Linked DNA regions of Homo sapiens: region 2 is linked to region 1. The links are chromatin loops, found by intact Hi-C in ENCODE. Cell type or tissue: PC-9. All regions are shown on one strand. Each heading gives the region's core, and the rest is flanking DNA. Links, peaks and the distances in the headings are about the cores only. Region 1 overlaps SIGLEC1 (sialic acid binding Ig like lectin 1). Region 2 has its middle 6.3 kb from the start of MAVS.

Evidence for each region. Hi-C counts contacts between places; a loop is a spot of excess contacts. Peaks named below come from ENCODE experiments on the same cell type or tissue, not always from the same donor. Only the 100,000 strongest peaks of a DNase experiment are listed, where the experiment ranks them.
Region 2: a loop joins it to region 1, with 2.0 times the contacts of the local background. A loop is called at or near these places in 8 of 110 quality-filtered maps.

What each region holds. Positions count from the first base shown.
Region 1 is chr20:3,709,404-3,712,208 of GRCh38, reverse strand. The region is part of intron 1 of SIGLEC1 (sialic acid binding Ig like lectin 1); the gene reads left to right. Among named protein-coding and RNA genes, the nearest start is that of SIGLEC1, 1.8 kb to the left of the region's middle. In PC-9, for the core only: CTCF peaks have their summits at 951 and 1,154 (motif pointing right); no DNase peak of the experiment used is centred there.
Region 2 is chr20:3,839,109-3,841,913 of GRCh38, reverse strand. No RefSeq gene overlaps it. Among named protein-coding and RNA genes, the nearest start is that of MAVS, 6.3 kb to the left of the region's middle. In PC-9, for the core only: no CTCF peak of the experiment used is centred there; a DNase peak (open chromatin) is centred at 1,493; H3K27ac peaks cover 1,028 bases.

The DNA.
Region 1 (2,805 bases), core at 15-2,514:
CCCAGCCCCAGCCCCTATTCCAACCTTATCTCACCCTCACCTCACTTGCACCCCAACCCTAACCATTTACTCATCTCATCTAATCCCAACCATCCATCATCCCAACCCTAACCACAACTCCGACTCTATCATCCTCATCTCAACCCAGCCTCCACCGTATCTTAACCATCACCTGCACCCAACTCCAACCTTCACCCTTACCCCCACCCATCACTCAACCTCAATGTCCACCCCAATCCCAGCCTTAATTTGCTTCCAGAATTCCAACCTGATCATCACCCTGACCTCAGCCCCAGCCCAGCCCAACGATAATCTCTCCTTACTCTAACCCCAGCACAATTCCACTTCATCCATCACCACTTCGTCCGTCCACAGGAGGGCTTCTGGTGCTGTCCAGCACAGTTTGGAGAGTGAGCACTCCAGCCAGAAGCATTTAGAGCCAGATTAAGGAATGAAGTGTGAAATTTCTACTGCCCATGTCAAAGCCAATAAGCATTAGTTATGGATTCTATGGCTCTGAGAATTAAACATTTGGCCTGTGATTGGGGATTTCCACTATTTTGACCATAATCTGCTCCAGGAATTGCCCATCCGTACCCTGACTCCCTATCTGTGGGCCAGTAACCTCCAGCTGGCCATGTCACCCTGTGTTCTTCCTTCTCTAGCCCAATGGGGAAGTTGGGGAGAAGCCTTGGTGTCAGGAAACAGAAACTGAATCCTACACCCGGGCCTAGCTGTCCATAGGGAAACTGCCTCTGCCCTTTCTTCCCCAGCTAAACTTGGCCTCTGGAATCAGAGGTCAGGGACTTGGGGCCCCAGCCAACCCTCCAAGACCTCCTGAGGCACTTGGTCTCAAACAGGCAGCAAACGTGAGTGCCCACTGTGTACCAGGCCAGCTCAAGCCACCCTGATGCAACACATACCAATAGTAGGAGTGGGGATTTAAAATCCTGTCTTCAGAGCACCCAAGACTTGGAGACCCAAGTATGAACCTCAGGAACCTCCTGTCTGGGGAACAATGATTTCCAAAAGAGTCACCCAAGGGAGGGATGGTTCAGGGCTGCAGAGCTGCCTGCTCCCTGTTGCTGGCACACCGCCCCCTTTCCCGGGACCCGCAATTCCCCCTCGACCACCAGGGGGCGCTGCGTGCTCACTAGGCCACAGCTGCAACCCAAGTTGCGGGGGGCGGGGGGCGGGGCACTGTCCCCTCAACTCCAGGCTTTCAAACAGGGACAGAGATCTCCTTTCTGAGCGGTCCCTGCTCTTTCTGTTTCCAGAACAGTTATCTGGGCTGAAGCTGGCCTTTGTGGTGACAGGCTGAGCCAATAGGCTGGATTCCGGTGGGGCTGACCCCTTTGGGGTTAGGGCCGGGCTAAGCATAGGTGGCCTCTACATTATGTGATGGGAGTGGTCCTGGAAAGGGTCCTCCCCCGCGCCCTGTTCCAGGGTCGCTGTGTCCAGAACCCCACCATTCTTCCATCAGGTTCACGATTGCCCTTTTCAGGACCCCAAATGGGAGGAACAGGGGAGCTGGGACAAGATAGCTGCCCTGGCCATAGCAGAGCTGACCCTGACATCCCCTGTGGCCAGGGACACATCTGACCCCCAGTGTGCCCAGCAGGCTGCTTTTCTTCACGGTGAGGTGTCCAGGTCCCAGGGCCCCAGCTATATCATTCTCCAGTGGCCAAGAACCTGGTGTGGAGGCTGGGGGTGCATCTTCCCAGAAGAGGAGGAGGCCTAGGGCTTCCTAGAGAACTGGAGATGAGCCCTTGGGCCTCCATAAATGGCCAGATCAGTCCACTCCAGCAGCCTGCGAGAGGGCTGGGTCCCCTGGGGAGCGGTGTCCTTCCTGTCCCAATCCCGCCCTGTACTGTGCCCCCTGCTGGGGCACCTTCTGCCTTCTGCAGCAGGCTAAGTCCCACCTGGTCAGCCTGACTGGCCCTGGGCCTCGGCTCACCCCCTTCCCAGGTGTGACCCCTGGTAGTCATTGGAATCTGCTGAGCCCAGCCCCTGAGGCGGATGGGCTGGGAGCTGGGAGGTCATGAGTTTCCTGTCCCCACTTCCAGCCTCCTCGTTCACTTGGCCAAGTCAGCATTTAGGACCAGGGAGGATTGCAAAGTTGGCAACATGGGTGTGTATGTGGTGAAATATACATAATGTAAAATTTACTGTTTTAACTGTCTTTAAGTGTACACCCCATGACATTAGGTACATTTGCAATATTGTGTAACCATCACCACTATTTCCAGAACTTTTTCATTATCTGAGAGACTCAGCAATCATTAAACATTAGCTCCCCCTCCCTGCAGCCCCTGGTTACCTCTATCCTATTCTACTTTCAGTCTCTGAATATACGTAGTCTAGATATTTCATGTAATTGGAACCCTACAATATTTGCCCTTTTGTGTCTGGCTGGTTTCACTGAGCATAATGTTTTCAAGGTTCACATATGTTAGAATTCATTCCTCCTTATGGCCGATTGATATTCCATTGTATGTACATACCACAGTTTGTTTATCCACATCCATTCACTGATGGACACTTGACCTGTTTCCACCTTTTAGTGGAATAGTGCTGCCGTGAACATTGGTGTACTCTGTTAGAGTCCCTGTTTTCAGTACTTTTGGGTATATACCTAGGAGTGGAATTGCTGGATCATATGGTAATCCTATGTTGACTTTTTGAGGAATGACCCAATTGTTTTCCACAGTGACGGAACCATTTTATATTCCCACCAGCAATACACAAGAATTTCAACTTCGCATCCTCACCAATATTTATTGTTTTCTGTGTTGCTTTGTTTGT
Region 2 (2,805 bases), core at 3-2,502, 130 kb before region 1:
CTCCCTTTTTTTTTTTTTTTTTTTTTTTTTGAGATGGAGTCTTGCTCTGTCGCCAGGCTGGAGTGCAGTGGCGTGATCTCAGCTCACTGCAACCTCTGCCTCCTGGGTTCAAAGGATTCTCCTACCACAGCGTCTCGAGTAGCTGGGATTACAGGCACCCACCACCATGCCCGGCTAATTTTTGTGGGTTTTTTTTTTTTTTTTTTTTAGTAGAGACAGGGTTTCACCATGTTAGCCAGGCTGGTCTCAAACTCCTGACCTCAGGTGATCCACCCGCCTCCACCCCCAAAGTGCTGGGATTACAGGCGTGAGGACTTGATTCATTTTTATCCAAGTAAATGGGTGTGACACCAGCATCCAGATCAACATCTAGAATATTTCCATTTCCCCAAAAGTTCCCAAGGCCTGGCATGATGCTCACACCTGTAATCCCAGCATTTTGGCAGATTGAAGCAGGAGAATTGCTTGAGCCCAGGAATCAGAGACCACCCTGGGCAACATGGCAAAACCCTATCTCTATGAAAAGTACAAAAAATTAGCCAGGCATGGTGGCACGCTCCTCTAGTCTCGGCTACCTGGGAGGCTGAGGCGGGAGGATCAATTGAGCCCAGGAGGTCGAGGTGGAGGTTGCAGTGAGCCATGATCGCATCACTGCATCTGAAGCTTCACTTGTTCAGAACTCAGTTCTGGAGTTCCTTCTGAGCTACTGATCCTCCCGCCTCAGCCTCACAAGTAGCTAGGACGACAAGCACATACCACTGGCCTTTTTTTTTTTTTTTTTGAGGCGGCGTCTCGCTCTGTCACCCAGGCTGGAGTGCAGTGGCGCTATCTTGGCTCACTGCATGCTCTGCCTCCCAGGTTTATGCCATTCTCCTGCCTCAGCCTCCCGAGTAGCTGGGACTACAGGCACCTGCCACTATGCCCGGCTAATTTTTTGTATTTTTAGTAGAGATGGGTTTCACCGTGTTAGCCAGGATGGTCTCGATCTCCTGACCTCGTGATCCGCCCGCCTCGGCCTCCCAAAGTACTGGGATTACAGGCATGAGCCACCGCGCCCGGCCACCACTGGCTCTTTTTAAATTTATTTTTTGTAGAGACAGGGTCTTGCTATGTTACACAGGCTGGTCCCAAACTCCTGGGCTCCAGCAGTCCTCCCACTTTGGATTCCCAAAGTGCTGAAACTACAGTTTTGAAGCACATTAGACCTCTTACTGCTTTGACTGCTTTTTTTTTTTTGAGACTCTTTTAGCCCAGGCTGAAGTGCAATGGCACGATCTCATCTAACTGCAACCTCCACCTCCAACCTCCACTTCCTGGGTTCAAGCAATTTTCCTGCCTCAGGCTCTGAGTAGCTGGGATTACAGGTGTGCACCACCACATCCGGCCAATTTTGTATTTTTAGGAGAGACAGGGTTTCACCATGTTGGCCAGGCTGGTCTGAAACTCCTGACCTCAGGCTATCCTCCTGCCTTAGCCTCCCAAAGTGCTGGGATTACAGGCGTGAGTCACCATGCCCGGCCTCTGACTGCTTTTTAACTCACCTTCCCTCAGGGCAGGAACCAGAGCCTATGGTAATACTCAATCATATTTATTTGTTTTTGTTTTTGGCGAGAGTGCAGCGACTGGAGTGCAGTGGGACGACTGTGGCTCACTGCAACCTCCGCCTCCTGGGTTCAAGTAATTCTTGTGTTTCAGCCTCCCAATTAGCTGGGATTACAGGTGTGCGCCACTACACCCAGCTAATTTTTTATTTTTAGTAGAAACGGGGTTTCACCATGTTGGCCAGGCTGGTCTCGAACTCCTGACCTCAGGTGATCTGCCTGCCTTAGCCTCCGAAAGTGTTGGGATTACAGGCGTGAGCCACGGTGCCCAGCCCCTCAATCATATTTGTAAACTCTTCCAGAACACTGAGGGGAAAGATAAATTTCTATTCATTAAAAGCAGTGTAGAAAGTCAGAGTAACTTTTTCTTTTTTTTCTTTTCTCTCTTTCTCTTTCTCCTTCCTTCCTTCTTTTTTTTTTTTTTTTTTTCGAGACAGGGTCTCACTCTGGTTGCCCAGGCTGGAGTGCAGTGGCGTGATCTTGGCTTACTACAGCCTTGACCCCCTGGGCTCAGGTGATTCTTCCACCTCAGCCTCCCAAGTAGCTGGGACTACAGGCTCATGCCACCACACCCAGCTAATTTTTTGTATAGATGGGGTTTCTCCATGTTGCCCAGGCTGGTCTCAAACTCCTGGACTCAAGCAATCCACCTGCCTCAGCCTCCCCAGAGTGCTGGGATTACAGGCGTGAGCCACCATGCCTGGCCCAGCCAGGGTAACTTCTGAACATAGGGTGACTTGCAGCAGGAAACTTGCAGGCCCTACACAGCTGCTTCCTTTCTGTAACTTGTGGCTTATCTCCTCGGAAATTGCAAGCAGTCCTGGGAGTAGCATCCTTGAGAGATTAAGAGATATCTTCTATTGTTTCTCTCTGCTTCTCAGCACAAAGAAAAAGTTACATGGTGATGTTGCAGAGTCCCTGGCCCCAGGGGTTTCCTATAAGCCACCTATTCATTCATTCCTTCATTCATTCCTTAGTTCGTTCAGTATATATTGGGTGCCTGTTATGTGCTAGCCGTTGGGTATAATGTAGAAAACAAAAGAGACACAACTCGTGGAGGTTATAACAAGATGGAAAAAAGAAATGGTAAACTAAATAACACAAAAGAAAGACTATGTAGCGGGGGAACGTTGTTGAAAAAGTTGGTAAAGCTCTATGTGCCTCTTAAGGAAAATGCATAATTCATCTCCAGAAGGATATGTCT